Linked DNA regions of Homo sapiens: all the other regions are linked to region 3. The links are chromatin contacts, found by Hi-C or POLR2A ChIA-PET in ENCODE. All regions are on one chromosome and are shown on one strand. The core of a region is the stretch at or near the end of the contact, and the rest is flanking DNA. Distances in the headings are between cores, read along the strand shown.

Region 1 (2,948 bases), core at 314-2,813, 360 kb after region 3:
GTGCGCGAGTGAGGAGGGCGGGGTGCGCGAGTGAGGAGGGCGGGGGAGTGCGCGAGTGAGGAGGGCGGGGGAGTGCGCGAGTGAGGAGGGCGGGGGAGTGCGCGAGTGAGGAGGGCGGGGGAGTGCGCGAGTGAGGAGGGAGGGGTGCGCGAGTGAGGAGGGCGGGGGAGTGCGCGAGTGAGGAGGGCGGGGGAGTGCGCGAGTGAGGAGGGCGGGGTGCGCGAGAGAGGAGGGCGGGGTGCGCGAGTGAGGAGGGCGGGGGAGTGCGCGAGTGAGGAGGGCGGGGTGCGCGAGTGAGGAGGGCGGGGGAGTGCGCGAGTGAGGAGGGCGGGGGAGTGCGCGAGTGAGGAGGGCGGGGTGCGCGAGTGAGGAGGGCGGGGGAGTGCGCGAGTGAGGAGGGCGGGGGAGTGCGCGAGTGAGGAGGGCGGGGTGCGCGAGTGAGGAGGGCGGGGGAGTGCGCGAGTGAGGAGGGCGGGGGAGTGCGCGAGTGAGGAGGGCGGGGTGCGCGAGAGAGGAGGGCGGGGTGCGCGAGTGAGGAGGGCGGGGGAGTGCGCGAGTGAGGAGGGCGGGGTGCGCGAGAGAGGAGGGCGGGGTGCGCGAGTGAGGAGGGCGGGGGAGTGCGCGAGTGAGGAGGGCGGGGTGCGCGAGTGAGGAGGGCGGGGGAGTGCGCGAGTGAGGAGGGCGGGGTGCGCGAGTGAGGAGGGCGGGGTGCGCGAGTGAGGAGGGCGGGGGAGTGCGCGAGTGAGGAGGGCGGGGGAGTGCGCGAGTGAGGAGGGCGGGGGAGTGCGCGAGTGAGGAGGGCGGGGGAGTGCGCGAGTGAGGAGGGAGGGGTGCGCGAGTGAGGAGGGCGGGGGAGTGCGCGAGTGAGGAGGGCGGGGTGCGCGAGTGAGGAGGGCGGGGTGCGCGAGAGAGGAGGGCGGGGTGCGCGAGTGAGGAGGGCGGGGGAGTGCGCGAGTGAGGAGGGCGGGGTGCGCGAGAGAGGAGGGCGGGGTGCGCGAGTGAGGAGGGCGGGGGAGTGCGCGAGTGAGGAGGGCGGGGTGCGCGAGTGAGGAGGGCGGGGGAGTGCGCGAGTGAGGAGGGCGGGGGAGTGCGCGAGTGAGGAGGGCGGGGGAGTGCGCGAGTGAGGAGGGCGGGGGAGTGCGCGAGTGAGGAGGGAGGGGTGCGCGAGTGAGGAGGGCGGGGGAGTGCGCGAGTGAGGAGGGCGGGGGAGTGCGCGAGTGAGGAGGGCGGGGGAGTGCGCGAGTGAGGAGGGCGGGGGAGTGCGCGAGTGAGGAGGGCGGGGTGCGCGAGTGAGGAGGGCGGGGTGCGCGAGTGAGGAGGGCGGGGTGCGCGAGTGAGGAGGGCGGGGTGCGCGAGTGAGGAGGGCGGGGGAGTGCGCGAGTGAGGAGGGCGGGGGAGTGCGCGAGTGAGGAGGGCGGGGGAGTGCGCGAGTGAGGAGGGCGGGGTGCGCGAGTGAGGAGGGCGGGGTGCGCGAGTGAGGAGGGCGGGGTGCGCGAGTGAGGAGGGCGGGGTGCGCGAGCGAGGGCGTCCGGCCGGCAGGTGGCACTGTGGCGTCGCCGTGGGCCGAGCCTGGCGAAGCGCTGCTCGCCCGAGATCGCGCAGCTTGGTGAGTGGCAGCGCCTGGCTTTATACTCGCGTCTCGGACACCGATGGTCATCTTCCCACGTCCGTGACTCAGTGGCCTTCCAATGCAGGCTGCGGCCTCTCAGCCCAGAAGGCCCTGGGTTCTGGTACAGGCCTTCCTTGTGGCAGACGGAAGGAAGGCTGACAAAGGGAGTTCACCGGGTTTGCCTGACTTGCCACGCTCTTCTCTCTCCGTGCCAACTTTAACCTGGGAAGCCACACATACCTCTAGGGCCTCTGATATCTTCAGTGTCCCCAAGGCCCATGCTGCTCAGAGCCTCACGTGGCCGCAAACCCAGGTGCCAGTACTTGAGAGTTGCACCTTGAGCGGGAACTGCAGAGGGTTTTAATGGCACCAGCTCCAAACATTTCGCCCACAGCGTCTGCAGTCCTCCACTGCGGAAGGCAGAATAAACGCCCCAAGGGTGTCCACATCCTACTCCCCAGAGCCTGTGAATTTGTCCCCTTACATGGCAAAAGGGAATTACAGTTGCGGATGGAATTAAGGTAGATTAATTGCACACACAGACAGAAACACGCATTTTTGTGTGTTTTGTTCACTGTCGTATCCCTAGCACTTAGGAAAGTTGCCTTACACACAGTAAGTGCTCAGTTAATCTTTATTGACTCAAGGAACTCACAGTTTAGTAATCCGATTTATTCCTCAAAATTCCCTAAAACTAGGGGATTATATTCTCCATCTGACAGAAGAAAAGGCTGAGGATGGGGAGCTTAATGGGTAAGGAGATTAGCCTGGGTCACCCAGGTGGGCCCAATGCAATCACCTGTCCTTATAAGGAAGAGAGGCGAGAGAAAGAAAGAGAGAGAACAGAGAACAGAGAAGGCCGACAGCACCAGGAGGTCTCAGCCCGGTTTTTCTGGCTTTGGGGATGGAGGACGGGCCACGGAACAGGGCGGCCTCTGCCTAGCAGCTGGAAAAGGTAAGGGACTAGGTTCTCCCAACGAACCTCCGGAAAGAAACGCAGCCCTGCCAGCAGCTTCATTTCAGCTCAGTGAGACCTCTTTTTACTCTTTCGACCTCCAGGACTGTAAGATCATAAACGTGTGTTGTTGGAAGCCAGCAAGTTTGTGGTAATTTGTCACAGCAGTCGTGGGCCCACTAAGACACCTGTCGTGGGCCTCGTGTCCAGAGGCCTCAGCTGAAATGCACTGGGGGCCTGGTGGTGTGTGTTAGGTCCACTTGGCTTGCTGTGTTGTTCAAGTCCTCTCATTTCCTTTCTTATCTTCTGTCTGGTTGTTCTTTCCATTATTGAAAGTGGGGGACTGAGGTCTCCGACGATTATTGTAGAACTACTTTTCCCTCC
Region 2 (3,065 bases), core at 103-2,602, 260 kb before region 3:
AGATTTTCTAGCACATATTCATTTAATTTTTTATTTTACAGAACTAAAGTAAAATGAATGCTACTTTGAAATTAATTAAGAAAATGTTTATGATGTTTGAATTTAACAAAATGTTTATAAGAAAAAAGTATTTCTGATATCGCTAAAACTAAAATTCTAACACTTTCAGGATTCAAGCTTTAGCTTTCCATAAAATATCAGGGCTTGTTTATTTAAAGAATGTTAATTAATAGCTACTATCTTTTTTTAAAAGCTCTATGATGTGCAAATTTGGGGTCAGTAAAATTTGGAAAGAGGAATATTATGTATTTTTCCTTCTATATTTTTCTATCATTTATAAATTAATTTGAAAATAAAAACAGTGGCTTTGTTTTCTTGAAATCCTTCTTTGTGTTTCTCCACTCAAATCTCCTTGAATGTTCAAACTGAGCTCTACATAAAGTATGTTAGTATATATTTGTAAGAATTGTGATGCATAACTTCGCATTTCTCCTTCATCACTTAGAAAAAGAGGGCAGTATTTTAGTACCAGTCATTGAGAAATTAAGCCTTGAGTGGTAGTAGTTCATTTATTTTTAACAACATGATTAAGGCTATTCAGAAGAATACTTTTGTTAAACATTTGGATTTTTCCCTTTTGTCTTCATTTAATTATTTCTTAGTATTGCACAATATTAGGCTACATTGCCTTGGTATCTCTAATTAAAAATTAAATATCTTATAATGATATAGCTTTTAGGGAGACTTGCAGGCTAATGATGCCGAGGCATTTCTCTTTGCTGTTGTCCCAGACATTGCCCACTCGGTTTCCTAATTTAGTAACAGAAATAAAACTGTGCACGACTGGGCAGGTTTGGTATGCCGGCACCCTGCCAGGAAGCATGGGTTTCTTAAGCAAATGGACCGATGGGGATTTGAGGAAAACACAGATTATGTTACATGAGCTTTGCACTTTGCAAATCCCTAACTATTTAAAGGAACTCGGCTAACCCGCTGATACCTAAATAAAGTCAGTTTTGTTTAAACATACATACACACAAAATGATATATTGTTTCCTTTTCCAAAATTAAAAATTACCCTTCATATTTGTGTTTTTAATTTCACATTTTTTGTCAACGTTTAAAAGCTCTCTCTTGGTTAAGTAATGTATGAAAATTATTGTTAATTTTGTTAAATTCTTTTATGTATTTGTAATACCCTTCCATATAGCATAATAAAAGGAGTTGATAATGTACATATGCATTGTGCTTCTGTGTGAGGAAATGAAAGAAAGTTCTGGCAGGTTTTAAAAGAAGCCTAGTTTTATACCTTGGCTCTGGCACCAGCTTGGCTGAGTGACCTTGGTGCCTATTGTCTGTCCTGCACTGTGAGTGTCATGAGTGTTCTGTGTCACGCTAACACTTCAGGTTGGTCTGCAGCAGTTTCTTTGCTGAGTGTTTGAGCACGGGCTGCTTTCCTATCCACTGACATGTTTCCTTCTTGCTGGTGCGTCTTGTCTGGCACATCTTTGGTCCTTTTCGGGTCCATTGCCTCTGAGTTTGGAGAAGAGCCTTCAGCCCTGAGGATTAGCCTGCTGCTTTTCTCCTTCAAGCCATTACGTGTTTCTTCAGCGTCTGCCATTCATTGTCAGAATGGGGCCAGCTGTTCACTCTGGTGATCTTTGTTTAATTGCCATTAGACTGTATGTAAACACTGGGGGCAGGTAATTCTGAAGCATGTTTTCATTGAGAGAGAGAGTTTATCTCATCTTTTACTAGACTTTTGGCAGATAGAAATGAAGAATTCTAATACTTGGGACACTGTGGGTTGGGTAGGGAGAACGATACAGGGTGCAGGGTCCACATCATGCTTAAGGCAGCACTGGCTACAGTGCAGAACAAAGTGGATTTAATATAAACTGAAGTTGTCAAATCCCACGGACTTGAGGACCAGTAAGATTTCCCATCCCATAAATGCCATCCAAAAGTGTGAAAGAAAGAATACTAAACATCAAAAATTCTTAACTGAAGTGGTCAGAACATTACTAATCTTTGAAAATAGTTTTTAGAAAGATCTATTCCTCTCCTTTTGAATATCTGAATAAGGCAGATAGATGCCCAGTCCTAGCATCAGAGACCAAAGATTCTAATCCCGTTCATTCATTTTTTAAAATGTAAAAGTTGTTACATATAGAAAAGTTCTCAGACCAAAAGTATGTACTCAATAAATTTACCTTCTTCCTCATCTCATTTTTCTGCCTTCCCAGTTTATTTCTATCCTCTTAGAGTCCACACTCCATGAAGACTGGCTCATTGTTCCTCTGCCATTAGCCTTGCCTTTGTTTTCCTGACTTCCAACACTCATCTCAGTTTTAAAGCGAAACTAAAGATCCTGCAATTGAAAATCTTGTTAAGGTGCAATATGTTATACTTGTTAACAGTAAAGACTTAATTTTGTGTGACCTTGGTCACTGTGGATTCCATTCTGGATGTGAGGGGAAGTCACTGGTGGATTTTGAGCAGACGAGTCCTATGATCTCATTTAGGTTTAAAAGAATGACTCAGATAACTGTAAAGAGGGGCCAGTGATGAAAACTTAAACGAGGCGCCGACAACAAAAACTGAGACGAGTTAGGAATCTGCCAAAATAACCCCAGCAAGAAATGATGATGGCTTGCACTAGAGTGTTAGCAGAACTGTTGGTGAGAAGCAGTTGGATTTTAGTTTATTTAGTGCTTTATAATTTTCACAGTGTCTCACTCACTTTCTTTTACCAACAGGGCAGGTTTTATCCCTGGTTATAAATAAGAATTCTCGAGGCTCTGAGAGATTATGAATCTTACACAACGTGACTTAGTAAGGTAGAATCGAGACAATGCTAGGTCTTCTGATTCTCAGTAGTGTTTTTTCCAAGTCGTTAACATAAATACTTAATCTTTAAAAAAAAAGTCTGTTTCAAATATTTTATATGATTGAAGAAAGTAAAATCATGTACTAGTGACAGATCATGGTGGCTCACACCTATAATCCCAGCACTTTGGGAGGCCGAGGTAGGAGGATCGCTTAAGCTAGGAGTTCAAGACCAG
Region 3 (3,217 bases), core at 564-3,063:
AACTCTTCTCGTCCTCTTGGAGCAGAAGAGCCAAATCCAGCCGGCTCTGCAGCTTCTGGCAGGTTAAAAAGCATGCATTTCCACATGACTTGCTGATTTACACCACATTTTGACATGTTTTAAAAACCTCCCTGCAGTTCCTTTTGCTGGCTCCCCTGAACACTGGTGTTGTGGAGCTCTGAGCAGAGCTCCAGGTTTATTTTCTGGCGTCTGCTGTCTATGTGCCGCCTTTGTTTTGGGCTCTCCCCAGCACATTGCCCCGTTGTCCTTGAGGGAGGAAGCCAGCCAGTCTCTGGCTTCCTTTGTAACTTCCCAGTTCCTCCACTCACAGCCTCTGCTCATCTGCTCACCCACCCCAACCACTTTGTTTTAAGTGCTGCGGGATTGAATTTCTCATCTTCAAATGCAAACAACCATTTGGCTTCGTGTCCATTACACAGGCACCTCTGGGGGCACATGCAGGCACTGTGGCCCCGAAAAACTCTTCAGAGGTGAGCGGCTTTCAGGATGAGAGGGCCAACAATGGCTCATCTCCTAAAGACCTCGATAAACATAATCAGTAGCCCCAGAAAACACAACAGCTGTCCCAAGCCTATCCCCTTTGCACCTATCTCAGAAAAGGCAACATGCAGAGTGGTCAGGAGTTCAAGTCCTCAGGGCCCTACTCTGAAGCTGTGACCCTGACAGGTCACTTTAGCGCTCAGCTTCCCTTTCCTCATCTGTAAAATGGGAATAGAAACTGAATCTGCTTCATGGGGCCTTGTAAGTATTACATAAGCTGTCATATGCAAAATGTCCATCACATAGTTCACCGCCCCAGGCATCCTAGAAACTATTAAGTCACGATAAGGAGGTTGCTACTGTCCTGGGACCTGGGGAGCTCGGCTGTCCAGTCCGAAAGGGCCTTCTCGCCCTCGAGACCCCTTCAAGTCCCTTTCTCTCCGGGCCCGGGTCCCAGAGTCCCCTTGTGCTTGCTCCTGAGGGTGACCTGCCCGTGCCCCGGGGCGAGCACAGGTGCGGCCCTGGCCACAATGCGGGCGTGGCGAGCCGACACCCGGGGAGGCCAAGGGCGCCTCGAGGGAGGGAGGGAGGAGGCTGACCCGGGCGTCCCGAAGGACCCGCCCGGCCCCGGACTCCGGGCGGCAGCCGGCCTCGCGCCCCGCCCCCGCCCCGGGAGCCCCGCCCAGTCCCGTCGCGCCGCGCCGCCCCACCGCCCGGGTTGGCTGCCCTGGAGGCCACGCGCGGCGATTTGCCACGCGCCGCGTCACCGGGCCGCTCCCGGCCTGGGCTCCCGGGGGCTGGTCAGGGAGGTGGCGGCGGCTGAGCGGCGGAGCGGGGGCGGCAGGGCGCGACGCCGCCGGGCCGCCCCGCCCTGGGAGGCGCCCGGGCCCTCATCAAGTGACCAGTATCCCTTCCAGGGGAACACGGTCCTTCAGAGGAAAGCGAGCTCCAACCCGCGGCCCCGGCGCCAAGCCGCCGTCATCTTCTTCCTGTGCCAGGTGATCGTCTCCTCACCCACCCGGAAAAACATAGTCCGCCCCCACGTCCTTGTGGAATAGCGCCCGCTTCCAAGCACCGTGACTCTCTTTGCCCTACCCTTGTCTTTCCCATTCCAATTACTCTAGAACCCACCGAGAGGATAATTCAGTCCTGAAAAGAAACTGATGGGGAGAAGCGAGGAAGGGAACCCAGGAGGGAGGGGAGGCAGGGCTGCGGAGGGACACCGAGGCGGCGGAGGTAGTGCGCACGCGCAGCACAGAACGAGTTCCGGTCTGGCCGAGGCTTGTCTCCTAAAAATAGCCCCGGTGTGGGGATCCGTGCGCGGATGTCCCGGCGAGTCCCGGGCTGAAAGAGGCGGCTCCGGGCGGCGCGAAGCGCTGGTGGCGGGCCCGGGCTGCGGCGTGTGCGCGCCCGCCAGCTGCTCCGGAGATACGGTGAGGGCCGCGGGCAGCGGGGCTCAGTCCGCGACGCCGGTAGTGCTGGAGGGGGGCGGCGTCTCGCTTAGGGGACCGAGTAGGGGTTGGGGTGGAGGTGCTGGGGCGGGGGACGGCGCGGCCGAGAGGGTCGCCCGGGGGGCTCCGGGGACCCCTGGACGAGGCCGTGTCCGGCTTGGAGGGGGCCAGGGTCGCGTTCGCGCATTGGCGGGGCGGGTAGGGTGCTGGGAGGCGGGTAGGGTGCTGGGAGGCGGCGAGGGGTGGTCGGGTCGGGGTCGGCGCTGAGGAGCTAGGCGCCCGGGGAGGTGGGGGCGGGGTGCCCTGAGGGCGGGCCGGTGGGGCTGGATGGGGCTCGGCTGGGCGGGCCGAGGGGAGCTCAGTCGCGCGGGCTGGTGGCGAGCAGCCTCCCCGGGCGCGCACCCCTTGGGGCCGGGGGGCGGTGGTGGACGTCGCCTCCTTGAAAGTTGAAGGAGTTCTCGGGAGACCCCGGAGAAGGTGCGCTCTGAGGGCCCTTTCCTTCCCCTTTTCCCTCCAAGCCCGGGGGTCTCCCCGAAGGGATTAGCCCCAAGTGCGGGGGGCCTTCTGCCCTGTTGGACTTGAAGAAGTTCCCCCACTTCTGCTTTGGGAGAAGATTGGTCTAACGGGGTGGAACGCTTAGGTACGAATTCTGTGAGTGTGTAGATGTCAGTGGCGGGGTCGGTGTTTGGGGCGGACACCTGCGGTTGCGGACGCCCGATCGTGCGGGGAGACGTCGCGGGGACAGAGGGGCTGCACAGGGAACCGCTGGCTGAACCCCTGCCATCCGGCTAGATCCCAGCTCGCAGAAAATATTTTTTGTGTTAGAAACTTTGCTTTTTGGCTCGATTTCATGCCTTTGAGCTGTGAGGGTTAAAGTAAGTGAGATAGTGCAAACAAGTTTGGAAAAGGTGAGCAATCCTGAATAAGAAAACAGTTTTTCTTTAAAAGTGTAACTATAGAATTGTTGCTCACATCCGAAATAGATTCCGGAGCTGTGAAGCGAGCCTCCTGTTATGGTCCAGCAGGGAACCGTGTGTAGCTTGAATATAACATAGTGTTAACCTGCGTTTTAGTTTACAGTGAGATTGGGATTCCAATAAATGCCCTATTAGAAAGGCCTGCTGTGATGTGTTAACAATAGCATATGTATTTTTAAACAAACATTGTCTTAACATTTTTTCGGGTTTTTAGCACAGTATGTTTCCCATGTGTCTTGTATCATCTATTACTATATGAAGAGGAGGTTCTCTAAAGCTGTAATTAGG

The links. A loop is a pair of places that touch in the nucleus more often than their neighbours do. ChIA-PET counts read pairs that join two places held with the same protein, here RNA polymerase II (POLR2A). Pooled maps may share reads with other maps.
Region 1: a map of CD8-positive, alpha-beta T cell shows a loop between it and region 3 (13-fold over the local background). The contact joins the enhancer-like site here to the promoter of MEF2A in region 3. A Hi-C loop is called at or near these places in 4 of 168 maps with a recorded cell type or tissue (CD4-positive, alpha-beta T cell, CD4-positive, alpha-beta memory T cell, CD8-positive, alpha-beta T cell and 1 more), 1 of 37 single-sample maps with no recorded cell type and 10 of 50 pooled maps.
Region 2: a map of heart left ventricle shows a loop between it and region 3 (2.5-fold over the local background). The contact joins the enhancer-like site here to the promoter of MEF2A in region 3. A Hi-C loop is called at or near these places in 11 of 168 maps with a recorded cell type or tissue (Right ventricle myocardium inferior, aorta, ascending aorta and 5 more) and 12 of 50 pooled maps. POLR2A ChIA-PET finds 5 or more read pairs at or near these places in 5 of 52 experiments (AG04450, B cell, BJ and 2 more).

Annotation. Positions count from the first base shown.
Region 1 is chr15:99,926,953-99,929,900 of GRCh38, forward strand. No RefSeq gene overlaps it. Among named protein-coding and RNA genes, the nearest start is that of LYSMD4, 190 kb to the left of the region's middle. RefSeq lists an enhancer at 1,412-1,706 and a silencer at 1,428-1,487. Within about 2 kb of position 1,564, at least 29 of the 41 ENCODE cell types and tissues checked have a DNase peak (open chromatin) inside an H3K27ac peak, as active enhancers do.
Region 2 is chr15:99,305,407-99,308,471 of GRCh38, forward strand. The region is part of intron 5 of LRRC28 (leucine rich repeat containing 28); the gene reads left to right. Among named protein-coding and RNA genes, the nearest start is that of LRRC28, 55 kb to the left of the region's middle. Within about 2 kb of position 1,353, at least 10 of the 41 ENCODE cell types and tissues checked have a DNase peak (open chromatin) inside an H3K27ac peak, as active enhancers do; they include ascending aorta, heart left ventricle, heart right ventricle and 2 more, where a contact is called at or near this core.
Region 3 is chr15:99,564,171-99,567,387 of GRCh38, forward strand. It overlaps MEF2A (myocyte enhancer factor 2A), which reads left to right and starts at 1,814. Exons shown (of 12, transcript NM_001319206.4): 1 at 1,814-1,934. RefSeq lists silencers at 985-1,424, 2,265-2,314 and enhancers at 1,136-2,111, 2,112-3,085.